Linked DNA regions of Homo sapiens: region 1 is linked to region 2. Evidence: chromatin contacts called from ENCODE Hi-C or POLR2A ChIA-PET data. All regions are on one chromosome and are shown on one strand. The core of a region is the stretch at or near the end of the contact, and the rest is flanking DNA. Distances in the headings are between cores, read along the strand shown. Region 1 overlaps PIP4K2A (phosphatidylinositol-5-phosphate 4-kinase type 2 alpha). Region 2 overlaps DNAJC1 (DnaJ heat shock protein family (Hsp40) member C1).

Evidence for each region. Hi-C counts contacts between places; a loop is a spot of excess contacts on that map. ChIA-PET counts read pairs that join two places held with the same protein, here RNA polymerase II (POLR2A). Pooled maps may share reads with other maps.
Region 1: a loop to region 2 is called in a map of naive thymus-derived CD4-positive, alpha-beta T cell, with 6 times the contacts of the local background. The contact joins two enhancer-like sites. A Hi-C loop is called at or near these places in 20 of 168 maps with a recorded cell type or tissue (A673, CD8-positive, alpha-beta T cell, Caco-2 and 11 more), 10 of 37 single-sample maps with no recorded cell type and 21 of 50 pooled maps. POLR2A ChIA-PET finds 5 or more read pairs at or near these places in 3 of 52 experiments (CD4-positive, alpha-beta T cell, activated CD4-positive, alpha-beta T cell and endothelial cell of umbilical vein).

The regions. Positions count from the first base shown.
Region 1 is chr10:22,570,398-22,576,898 of GRCh38, reverse strand. PIP4K2A (phosphatidylinositol-5-phosphate 4-kinase type 2 alpha) reads left to right here. Exons shown (of 10, transcript NM_005028.5): 5 at 3,442-3,588. Among named protein-coding and RNA genes, the nearest start is that of LINC03027, 140 kb to the right of the region's middle. Within about 2 kb of position 3,023, at least 3 of the 41 ENCODE cell types and tissues checked have a DNase peak (open chromatin) inside an H3K27ac peak, as active enhancers do.
Region 2 is chr10:21,987,272-21,993,996 of GRCh38, reverse strand. The region is part of intron 1 of DNAJC1 (DnaJ heat shock protein family (Hsp40) member C1); the gene reads left to right. Among named protein-coding and RNA genes, the nearest start is that of DNAJC1, 13 kb to the left of the region's middle. RefSeq lists an enhancer at 4,303-4,452. Within about 2 kb of position 4,461, at least 5 of the 41 ENCODE cell types and tissues checked have a DNase peak (open chromatin) inside an H3K27ac peak, as active enhancers do.

The DNA.
Region 1 (6,501 bases), core at 1,774-4,273, 580 kb before region 2:
TTTCGCTGTTGGCCAGGCTGGTCTCAAACTCCTGATCTCAAGCTATCCGCCCACCTTGGCCTCCCAGGGTGCTGGGATTACAGGTGTGAGCCACCGTATTCTCAGCCTCTATGAATGAATATTGAGAGTGATGAGGGGGTTTTGAGGTTTAATAAAAATGGAAAAGGTTCAAAAGATAGATAACACTTCCATACTACTTTTTATGCACCAGGCTTTGTTCTAAAAACTTTATAACTAACTCATTTAATCGTTAAGTACTATTATTACCTCCCAGTTTCCAAATGCAGACCAAGAGGTTGAATAACTGTCCCAAGGTCACACAGGTAATGAACACGGAGCTGGACCGGGAGGGCTCTTAGCTGTGTAAGGTGGCTGAGGCTCGTGAGACCCCGGCTAAAGCTGTAGCTGTAAATCTACAGTCTCCCTGGTTCAGGGCTGACCTCCAGCAGCTGGTGTGTGTAGGAATCCTTGGAGTTAACACCCGCTGGTGTTACGAGTTTGTGCTCAGCATTCTCTGGGTCAACTGGGAGAATCCACCAGGATTCTCATTCAGGTCTCTTTGTGTCAACATCTGCCTACAACAGCGCATCGTGCTAGAGAACAGAGGTTCCTAGCCCAGGCATTCACAGACCCAGTTAAATGTTCCTCCACTGAAATGCAGCAGTGTGCCCTTTTCCCAGTGCTTCCCCCCAGAAATTCAGTTAATAGGTATAATTTTCTCTACTGCAAAATTTTAACCCATTAATGCTTTCTAAACCTTTGATATCACCTGCAGCTTGGCAGTACTCGAATCTAATAGATAAACTTTGGTATGACTTGTGGGTTTGTACATGTTTATATCCTCAGGAGTTTTAGGTATTCATCAAGGAGCCCCATAAGTGAGCCATACGTTTGAGAACAACTGTGTGTAGACTTGCTGATAAAGTAGACAGACTTTTTTTTTCTTTTTTGTTTTTTTTTTGAGATGGCGTCTTGCTCTGTCACCTAGGCTGGAGTACAGTGGCACGATCTCGGCTCACTGAAACCTCCGCCTCCTGGGTTCAAGTAGTTCTTCTGCCTCAGCCTCCCGAGTAGCTGGGATTACGGGTGTGCACCACCACACCCAGCTAATTGTTGTATTTTTAGTAGAGATGGGGTATCACCATCTTGGCCAGGCTGATCTTGGACTCCTGACCTCGTGATCCACCTGCCTTGGCCTCCAAAAGTGCTGGGATTACAGGCGTGAGCCACCGCGCCTGGCAAAGTAGACAGATTTGATCTGTCTCTTTTCAGTGTAATAATTTAGCTAATGTTTAAGGTAGGGGAGGTATAGAATGTAATCTGTATGGGTGTTTTTTCCTAAGGGGGGACAACTAGTCAATGATTTGCTGTATAATATTCAAAAGATTTCTTGACCATATTTGTAGCATGAATAATGGTTCTTTGTCGCTGTGAGACATAGCTTTCTGTGGCTCTGCACAGCAACTTGAATCAGAGAGGAATGGCGGGATTCTGTAAAGGTAGTTCGTGATGGGAGCTCAGTGAGGGGTTGAGCAGCAAAACCAAAATCGGTGTGTCCCCTGGGGCAGGGACTGTGTCTTGTGGGCCTCAAAAATAACTGCCTCGGAGCAGACCCCACTCAGTACATGTCTGTATGTCAGTTGGGAGCACAAAACAGGTGTAACATTAAAATTTCTTAACAGAGTTTTGAATGAAAATAATCATTATCATCTTCAGTATAGTATAGTACACAGCACCGTGTGAAGTATTTTGACATACTCTTACCTGTAACCCTCAAAACAACCTTCAAGGTAGGAATTAGGCTCTTTTTCTGGAAAATGAAGCTAAACTGTGGAGTGATTTGGTAACTTGCCCAAGATCTCACAGCTCGTAAATGGAGGCGCCAGGACACACACACACACCTTTCTGGCTCGCAAACCTACGTTCTCTCTACTGCACGTGGAGACTAGACTTCCTCAGTCTCCATGTTTGAAGGCCCATCCAACCACCTTTCTACAGAGGCCAAGAACCCCTTTTCATTTCTCTAGATCAGATGTGAGAAATTTTCTTTTCACCCAGTGGCTATTTACTGCCTGTTTTGCATTAGCAAAACTCAATTTATTATATTTTGAAAGGAAATAGAAAATGTTTCACTCATCTAATTTCAAATAACAAGGTGAAACTCTACTCAGGAATTACATGAGATTAAAATTTATAGCTCAGTTATTGTCAATAAGAAAAAAGAAAGGGAAGAGGCATCTTTAAAACTTGCCAAAACTCTAGATGGCAAAAATCAGAATCAAGTACCAATGCTGTTTATCTTTAATGATCAAAACCAAAGACTTTTTCATTCTTAAGGTGGTTAAATATTATCAGAATTGATTATTAACAGTATTTACAACTAAGAAGTTTGAAAGGACATTTTAATTACTTTTGTATTTTTTATAAAATGCTCATTGTAAAAAAAAAAAAAAACAGAAAATGAAAAATTCAAGCAGTATAGTAGAAAAGGATCAGAATTCCCTCCAATTGCATCATTAGCATCTCTGAATATGCCCAACATGTATGGTGTTTACAGTAATGGAATCTCACCATTTATGCTGTTTATTATCCTGGAGATTGCACACGTGTCAGTGGACATAGAGCTTTTTTGAAATATTACTTCCCCATGATTTTAAAGGAAGGAAAACCTAAGCTTCCTTTGGGAAGTGCAGAGGGACCCGTTTTATGAAAATCTGCTCTCAGGGAGAAGTGGCTCCATCTTGTGGCCCTCTGGAGTTTGGTCATGAAAAACAGCCAAGGTCGTGTTGTGTTTTTTTTGCAACTCTCCTCGGAAATGGTGTCAACCCTGGGCTTGTCCAGTTAACTTGGTGGAAACCAGCAGGGACAAGGCAGTCCCCATCTGCCGGCAGAGCAGGAGCGAGGGTGCTATGGTCACAGGGGTTGCCCCCTTCTCCCCTGCTCTCTTGAGAAGCTTAGCTCTGCCCTCCCAGCTTCTAACACTGGGCTCCCCACAATTTCCTCTTTCATCTCGACTTCAACACTGTTAGAGAAGCTATTTTAGCAGCCAGGTTGCTCTGCCTCAGCCTTGTAGTCAGGGCTTTGGGGGTAGAAGACAGAGGCGCTAGGTGGAGTGTAATATCCCTTAAAAGGAATTTGAGAAAGATAGTCACATGTCCTCTTGCCTTACACGATCATATCCAAGGTTTGACCATACAAATTCCATTTGGAATGTTGGAAAAAAATCTGTTTGGAGATAAAATTGAATTTTCTTTTCTGTGTAGAGATGGTGAACACAGATGTGATTGGTAAGCAGTACAAATGTGGTCATTTTCTGTAAATAAGACCCTAATGGCTGGAGGTTTTCACTTTGTATGAACACCATAGGCGTATGTATTTTACATCTAAGGAAGCAATCTTTTGATTGGATGTTTTTTTCCTTTTTCTTTCTCTCCTATGCAGTACATAGTGGAATGTCATGGGATCACCCTTCTTCCCCAGTTCTTGGGCATGTACCGGCTTAATGTTGATGGAGTTGAAATATATGTGATAGTTACAAGAAATGTATTCAGCCACCGTTTGTCTGTGTATAGGAAATACGACTTAAAGGTGAGACTGATTTTATGAATTTTTGTAAAGTAACTCAAGCTTACTCTTCTACATTGTAAATGTTGTCATTGATCATCAGAAATGCTTAGGAGCCGCTCAGCACTTAAAGCTACCAGACAAGTAGCAGTGTATTCCTTCCTGTGAGGCAATAAGTGCTTGCTGGCCTCACCAAAAAACACTGGCACATGTTAGAGATATCACATCTACTTAAATATTCAGCCAACTGCATACCAGGCACTGTTCTAGATGCTGGAAGTGATGGGATGAACAAACCAAACCTGCACTCGGGGAGCTGACATTCTGGTGGGTAAAGACAGGCAGTAAGTAAAAGTGATAAGTTAGTCATAGAGCATACCCAGAAGTGGTAAGTGCTATAGACAGAATTAAAGAGGGGGAGGGTTTTAAATAGTCCTGTCAGGGAAGGTTCCCCTGAGAAAGATGACATTGGAGCAGACTTGAAGGAGATGAGGAAATGAGCTGAGGAAGAATATTGCTGGCAGAGGGAACTGTAAGTACAGAGACCATTTCAAAGGCTTGGAGATAAAGGGGGGCCCCTGGAAATTCTGAGAGTGGAGTGACATAATCTGGCTTCTGGTATCACCAATTCAGGGGAGAATGTTCAAGTTAGGGGTTGGAAAACTATGACTTTCCTGAATTCCAAATCCTACTTGAGGGACTTTTTTTTCTTTTCTTTTCTTTTTTTTTTGAGAAAGAGTCTTCCTCTGTTGCTCAGTCTGGAGCGCAGTGGCTCAATCTTGGCTCATGGCAACCTCTGCCCCACTGGCTCAAGCAGTCCTCCCACGTAGCTGGGACCACAGGCACGCACCACCATGCTCAGCTAATTTTTTGTATTTTTTGGTGGAGACAGGATTTCACCATGTTGCCCAGGCTGATCTTGAACTCCTGAGCTCAAGCAATCCACCCACCTTGGCCTTCCAAAGTGCTGGGATTATAGGCATGAACCACCGCGGCTGGCTGGGCCAATTTTATAAATACATTTTTATTGGAATACCACGATGCCCCTTGTTTCTGTATTGTCTGTTACTGCTTTTGCACTGTAATGGCAGAGTTTGGTAGTTACCGCAGAGACCATTTGGGACCACAAAGCCTAAAACGTTTACCCACTGACTGTTTGCAGAAAAGTTTGCCAAACTCTGGTCTCTGACATTTGGTTCTCAAGTTTTTTGGTCTCAACGCTTTCACGCTCTTACAAGAGGACACTCGAAAGCTTTTGCAGATGTGAGTTGTGTCTGTGGATATTTACAGTATTAAAAATTAATATAAGAAATATTAGAATATGTAGTTTCTTTAAAAATGAGAAAAACATTACATGTTAACATTTTTATGAAAAATAACTATTTTCCAAAAGCAAAAACATGAATGAGACAAGTAGCATTGTTTTACATTTTTGCAAATCTCCGTAATGTCTTGACTTAATGTGAGATAGTTGGAATGTCCTGTCTGATTCCGCTGTCAGTCTGTGTGGTGTTATGCCGCTGAAGTATGTGAAGAAAATCTGAACTCACACAATAATGAAGTTTGGAAAGTTGTTAAAGCATGTTTTAACAACTTTTTTGGATAATTGTAGATATTCTTCTTTGATACTACACCAAAGCTTGACAAGAGGTAATTTCTCAAAGCTTAGTTACATTATGAAATCTGAAATCATATCAATGAACTTTTTGTACTCTTCATCGAAATCCATTGATTGGTTTGCATGCATTGTTTGAATGTGTGATTTTGCCAAGGCATGCACTTGCCATTTGGAACACATTGGTTCACTGAGTTATTTGACTCTTCCAAATATTGACACATTTCATTATACAGTATCAAAAAGTCATAACAGTGTTACCACCAATGTCATCAGAAAAGTCTTTTACATATTGGGAAGCGGTCAGGCCCAGGATGGTGGATATAAGTTTTTTAAAAATCAGTTTTTTACTTGGAATCTCAAATTTTATCACTGGCCACAAGCCCTGTCAGTTGTTTTCTGTGAAATGACCACATGTAGCAAGCACCCCAGCATACAGGGGAGCCTAGCAGCTTCATTCATTTTGTAGCAAACATCAGTCACATGCCCAGATCTAAATAAACATAGACTGTCAGTTGTTCTTTCAAGTAAAAGTGTTGTTTCATGAAAAAGATGGCCAGTTCAACTCATAACTCAAACCGTCACGAAAACAGTTCTTAAGAAATCATTCCTTCTTTATAAACAGAAGTGCTTTATGTATATTTCCTGCACAGAATATTGAAAAGACGTGTACTCCTGGGTCTAGATTTGATACATTTAATGTTATGCTTTCATGTGTTTACTAGATGCCTACTTGTATGACACACCATCTTAGCCAGAAGTTCAGCAACTCGTACACAGCTCACAAGTCACAAAAACCAGGATGTGTGGCTTCAGAGGTTTCTGAAATGACGCTGGGTTTCTTAGATGGTGCTGGTTTTTTTCATTGTTTTTTTTTTTTAAATCACAAACACTACTAATACCCACTGTTGCCACTGTTTGACTTATGCTAAACTGCTAGCAGTTCTTCCCACCATTGTTTTTGCATTATTTATACAAATATCAAGACGCTGAAAAAGGCAAATAATTTCTCAGTATTATTATAAAAATAGTTTTGGCTTTGTATAGTTTTGGTCTTGGGACCCCAGGGTTCTGAACCATGCTTAGAGAAATGCTAGTCTAAGTGAAGGAAATGGTCTGGGCTTGTCTCCTAACCTCTGAAGTCCCCACACACTGGATCCACTTCCCAAATACACCCTTGTCCTGTCCTGTCTTAAAGTCTTCGCCCAAGCAAGCCATTTTGTGCCCCTGGAATTGCCCCTGGGGAAATCCCAGCCATCCTCCAGGGCCCTTGCCAGCACCAGCTCTTTTCGTGAAGCCTTGGCGGTACTGCTCAGAGCACA
Region 2 (6,725 bases), core at 3,212-5,711:
CTGTAGCTTTACAAGGTAGTAGAAAGTATTAGAGCAAATGACTCTTGGACTACTTATTACTTCGTGGGTAGCAATTTTTTTAAAAAAAGTTTGCCCGCAGGATAAAAATGGGTAAAAAAAAAGTGATCTTAATTTTAGAGAAGTGGGAAAATATAGAGCTAGAAGAAAATATTTCAATTATCTGCCTGCTTTTAATATTAAAAACAAAGATCATGATAGTATTCATTATATATTTCTATAATAAAGCAAGTTAAAACCGAGTGGCAGAGGAATTAGAATAATGTTAGAGATAGAGGTAGTAGCTGAGAATACCACTGAGGAAGAAAGCAGGATACACATAGAAACGTATACAGAAAAAATGCATAAATACAAATATAAATGAAAATGGAGTAATATCTCCATCTTGTGGCCTTCTTTGGATATTGCTATTAAAAATGTTGAGGGGTTGTATTTTCACAACTGTAGGCATAAGTAAGAATAAAATATGAGACAGACGAAAACAAAATACGAGTCAGAGAGTTCTTGCAGTATTTTGCAGGGCCTTTTAAGACCGAGCTTCCCAATTGGTGTGCTGCAAGCATGCTGAGATAGTGATGCCCTGCCTTGAGCAGCCTTAACAGTTTCCTCCAGTGTGTCTTACAAATACAATTTTCTGTAACGTGCCATGGTATGAAAGAGGTTGGGAAAGCACTGCTAAGGCATGCAGTTCTGATGCTTTTCTTCCAGGGGAAAATTTATGAGCGAGAGGGTGCAGGTGTGTGTGCGTATGCATTTATATACTTATGTGTGTATAGTAAATATATTTATAAATTTATGAGTGTATAGGCTGAGTATATAAATTTATGAGTATAAAATGTTCAGCTTGTAAAGTATATATATATGGTAAATATAAAAGTATATATGTAAACATAAAATTGTTTTATAAAATGATTCTTATCAAAATGTTTCCTATACTAAAGATCCTTGTTTAGCTCTCGTAGAAACAAAAGTATTGTTAAAGTATGGCCGAGGGAATTTAGATAGAGACGAAATCAATAAGTCTTTGATTAATTAGCATTCTTTACTTGATTACTTAGCCTGGATGTCAGAATGGCCATTAAATGTTACCAAAGTTTACAATAACTCCAGAGTAATACTTTAATGATCTGTAACGATCCACTGTATGAAGAGGATACAGATGACTTTGAAATGTATAAATATTCAAATTCTGGGTAGCCTAAAGAAATATTTTGTGACACTAAGGGATAAGATAATATTTTACATATAAATCATGACTGACAGATATTTCAGATTTTTGACAGCTGACACACTTTTTCAAGCCATTGATCCCTTAGAGCAGCACTGTGCAATAGATATGTGATACAAAACACAGAGGTGATGTTAAATTTTCTAAAAGTCACATTTAAGAATGTAAAAAACAGATGAACTTAATTTTTTTTTTTTTGAAATGGAGTCTTGCTCTGTTGCTCAGGCTGGAGTGCAGTGGCACAATCTCTGCTCACTGCAACCTCGTTCTCCTGGGTTCAAGCGATTCTCCTGCCTCAGCCTCCCTAGTAGCTAGGATTACAGGAGTGCACCACCATGCCCAGCCTGAAATTAATTTTGATAATGTATTTTATTTAACCCAATATACTAAAATATTATTCCAACATGGAGTCACATTTTCAAAAATTACTATTATTTTTTGAGACAGAGTCTCGTTCTGTCGCCCAGGCTGGTGTGCGATGGCACGATCTCAGATCACTGCAACCTCCGCCTCCCGGATTCAAGCAATTCTCCTGTCTCAGCCTCCCAAGTAACTGGGACTACGGGCACATGCCACCACACCCAGCTAATTTTTGCATTTTTAGTAGAGACGGGGTTTCACCATATTGGTCAGGCTGGTCTCGAACTCCTGATGTCAGGCGATCCGCCAACCTTGGCCTCCCAGAGTGCTGGGATTACAGGCGTGAGCCACCATGTCCAGCCAAAAATTATTAATGAAGTATTTCACATTTTAATTTTTTGTACTAAGTCAGCAAAATCCGTGTATGTTTTACATTTATACTTCTAGCACACCTTAATTTGGAAGCCAAATTTTGATTGAAAATACTTGATCTGTATTGAGATTTCATAAGGCATATAGCTAACAGGTACATTCACGTACCCAAATCGTTATAAGCAAAACTTTCCAGTAACTCAGTAGAATATCAGTTTTTCAATTTAAATATAAATTAATTAAAATTTTGGTTTCTCATTTGTACTGGCACATTTTAAGTGCTTAAATATGCCTAATGCTTATTGGATAGCATACATTGGATAGCCTTAGGGAATTAACATTTCTGTATTGTGTAGATATAGCTAAATGTTTTTGGATAAAATCACTGATTATTGTTTTTCACTGACTATTGTTTCCATTTTGTTAGGGACATAGTTTGTAGTTTTCGTATTTTTTTAAACCCAGTGTAGCTTTTGTTGTTTTGTTTTTAGGTTGTTCCAATTGTGCTAGCTATCATATTCCTAGTTACTTATCTATAGTATACATTTTGACCATGCTTTGTTCTGTAAAGGCTATTGGTATAAAGTTCATGCTGTTCTAGGAACATTGGTTGTCTGAACTTCCATGCATAGGCTTGTCTGCTAAGGGTGGTTTCAGGTAATCACTTTAATTAAAGTTGGTCATTTACTTTTGCTAGCTCATCTATTATATTTTATAATTCTTTAAGTGTTATTTATTAACAGTATATTAGGTCGTTAGTGATATTTTGACCAGGAAATCACTGGAGTTCCTATTTTGTAGTTTTAGCTTTCAGGGTGCCCATTCTCCCTATTCTGAAACTCATACATCTTATATATTGCTAGCTATGAAATATTCACTATATTCTTTCCTGTCATCTATTTTGATTATTATAGTATCTTTAATTAAATGATTTAGAATAGAGATTGCTAGGTGCATTTCTATTTGTGTGCCAATCTGTTGGCTCTTTATAATACCAATCAGGGATTCTAACATCACCCTTTTTTACTAGCTGCCTCTGCTACCTTTTCATAACTCCTAATGAGTACACCTTTACTTTGAACTGAATGATTAATTAACGATCTTTTTGCCTTTACCTTTTGTAATTTCATAAATAGCTGAGAAAAAGAAGTAGATTTTACTGTTGACAGTTCTTACACATACTTAGCTCCTGTTATTTCAAATGGACTTGGTACATCCAGGAAATTGTACTGGTGTCCAAGATCTTAAACATTCTATGCTGAGGGAAAAACAACAACAAAACAAAAATTTTAAAACTGACAATAGAGTCCTGAAGTTGGTGGAGACCTCACGAGTTTCTCTTTCCTTATATAGGAGTCTCTTCTGTAGCACTCCCAGCAGATGGTCTTCTAGCCTGTTTGATGGTGTCTAACCATAGGGATTATGAAACAACCTGTTAAGTTTTTGTATAATACTACTCAGTGGAAATTTTATTCTTAAAGCCCAAATCATAATTCTTATCTACTTTCAACATGCTCACTGTCTTCTGGAGTACCCCTGAACATATACTTCTTCTAAATAATTTTTCTTTGTGCCTTAAAATAAAATGCACAAGGGAAATAATTATTTGTTGATTTTCTCCACACAGTAAGGCCTTTTTTTAAAAAAAATACATCCAAACTGAGGGGGCTACTTGTTTTCATTGTCTTTAGATATGTACCAAGGCCACCCTAAAGAAGATGCAAGCCACCATAGTTACAGTTGTCTTGGCACTGTATTAGGCATGATTTGTGGTTACTATATACAATTCCCAGGGTTTATCAAAGTCAGCAATAGGAAATTTATGGAAGATTGAAAAATAAGATGATTTCTTGTATGCCATCTTTGATAATAGAGGCCACAGAATAAACTTAATTAAAAATGTAGCCAGAAATTGCTATAGACTCTTGAAGCAGCACCCCGTGTATAGTTGTGCAGTTTGTGTATCTGCTTCAAACCTGTCATTGTGTTATAAAAATGTTTTAGACTTTGGCATTGTTAAGAATTGCACATAGGTGGTTAAACTGTGAAGTAAATAATTTCTCTTTGATAATTGAAATATTATGTTTCTGCGAGTGGAATTTTAATTTTCAGGCCCATCTTGAGTGTGAGTTTCTCTCTCCTCTCTCTTCACCTCTCCCTAGTGGCTTTATAGATGTTTTTACTCTTTTCTCTGAGACACCTAGGCAAGAACTAGGTCTTATATAGGTGGCTTAGGGCTCCCTCCTGAGGTTACATTGGGGCCATTGCAGATCCAGATACCAAGCCTGCAGGTCCCTTGGCCTGGTCTGGACTGTGGGGCTAAAACCATTGCCTCTTAACATCTCAGATACATAATGTTTTGTAAGTTGTAGCCTCAGGCAGTGTCCTTCTCACTTTCGCATTTTTTTTTCCCCACAGGCGGTGGATTGCCACTGCATCCCCTGATTTCAAGCAGCAAGCCTGGCTGTGATCCCAGGCCTTGGTAGAGTACTTTCAGTCCTCATCACTCTATGGGAGTCAGACTTCTGGTTTCGTCTGCCTACTTGTAGTCATGGAGCCCAGGAGGCTTATAGCTTAACCTCTGTTTATGGCTACAGGTTTTCTTTTGTTTTTGTCTACAGAGATGCTTAACAAGTTTTTGATCATGGCTATATGTTTATAATTTTCTCTCTTTAAATTTTAACATTGGTATATGTTTGGAATGGGGTTTCGGAGGAAGTCCCTCAAATACTTAGAGTGCAGTTTTCATGTTGGAACATTTTTAAAAGCTACATTTATTTTATAATATTATTTTTTAATGTTCATTTTCTTATTATCTGAGAACCTTTTGCCACTTATCATCCAGAACTATGGTCAGGTTGTTTATTCACAGTAATTTAAGAGGCTATTAGGCATTGAAAGAGACAGTCTACCATTCCATCCCTGTTCCTTTCTAGCAACTGTTCCCAGACTTTATTCAAGTCTGGGGGTAAAACAGTCAAGTAGCATTTCTAAAATAATCAAATCCCACGAGGTTTTGAATATAGTGATAAATAAGTCCATTATCTCAGAATGACATATATGTCCCTGTTATTGGAGATACCCAGAGGAGAGTCCTGAACTGTCGTGAAACTATTTAGAAAAATTTGCCAGGTGGGAAAAGAGATATTGAATCTTAGGTGCGTGTCAGAAAAACATGGGCTAGAGAAAATTAATCCTCCTAAAGTTAAATTATATGCAGATAATTTCATGTTGACCCTTTATAAATATATTTCACTCACAAACCTCTGAAGAAGACTTTCTGGGGTAAATAACATTTGTTTTCTTATAATCAGTCTTCAGAGATTCACAAAAGAAAACATAGGACAATGAGGCTAACCCTCACTAAAGACTGTTTTAATAATCAACTTAATGGACAATACTAAAATTTTAGAATTCATTGGATATTAGCTTCATAGAATTAAGCGTGATCCTTAATTGAAGCTTTAAGCAGTTTATAGAGTACACATTTGGAACATACTTTAAATGATATATTTTTAAGGAAAGAAATATGTAATTCAAATTTATAAGAGAAGATAAAGGGCCCTTTCATTTTGGAATCGTAGGATTTAGTCAGTTTTTGTATAATTTGAGGAGCACATCGATTTTTTAATTATTATTATATGCCTTTAATATTGAGTTGTTAATCTAAGAGGTCTTTTGAGGGTAACAACATGGAAAAGAACAGTAGTGTAATGATCTTTTAAAAAGACATTTTTACTTATAGGCAGCTGATGCCTTTCTAACATGGATAACAATACTCTGTACCAGTCCTCTGTGTTTTTGTGACACAATAGAATATGCACAGCTACTTAGATTATGTTAAGAAATTTTGATAATAAAGCCTGCTTTTCATGTTTGTTAATTCATTAGTTCTTTTTACAGTATTACTGTAAAATAGTAAAGAATGAGAAATAAATTCTAATAATAAGGAGTGTATTTGAGTAAATTATGACACATTCTTGGTGTGCTGTGAAATCAGTAGTAATATATGTGAAAACTACATAGCAACATGGAAAATACATACAATGTTAGTGAAAAAAAGCCAAATATCAAGTTGTATTCAGATTTTATTGTAATTTTGCAGGATTATATGTGCACAAGGGCAAGTCAGAAACATGGGCTAATGAGAAGAGTTTGAATTGTGGGACTGGTGGAATTCTATTTAGGGGCAAATATTTCACTTAGAGTTCTGCTAATATTACTAACATATATCCGTGTAGATTATATTACTTTGGAAAGAAGAGTGTTGTACAATTAAAACACATTGGATAAATTAACAAATGTTTTCATGTTTATGAGATAAATCATATGGATATTTTGAAGGCTTTAACCTATAATCTATTGAAGGTTATAAATGGGAAATTAAATGAGGTAATTTTTTTTCAAACAGCCTGGGTTAAATGAAGTAGATTTGTTGTCTATGATCAATAAAAGTGCTTGCAAATATACTTACAGTAAGCTGTGGGTATAATTCTACATTCTGGTAAACACCATGTTATCCTGACCAAGAAAGCTAACCTTGAGGATGAGACCACAGTTTAGTGCCTCTAATCTTTGTATTACACTTCTGAAAGCTTTTGTATATACTGTCTCTCTTTAATTCAAATATTGTAGATACTAATGAACAACCAACTATATTATTGTATTTACTCTTTAAATCCTCATAGTGCTTAAAGGTTTAGAGCTGTACTGTCCAGCACTATAGCCACATGTGGCTATAGAGCAC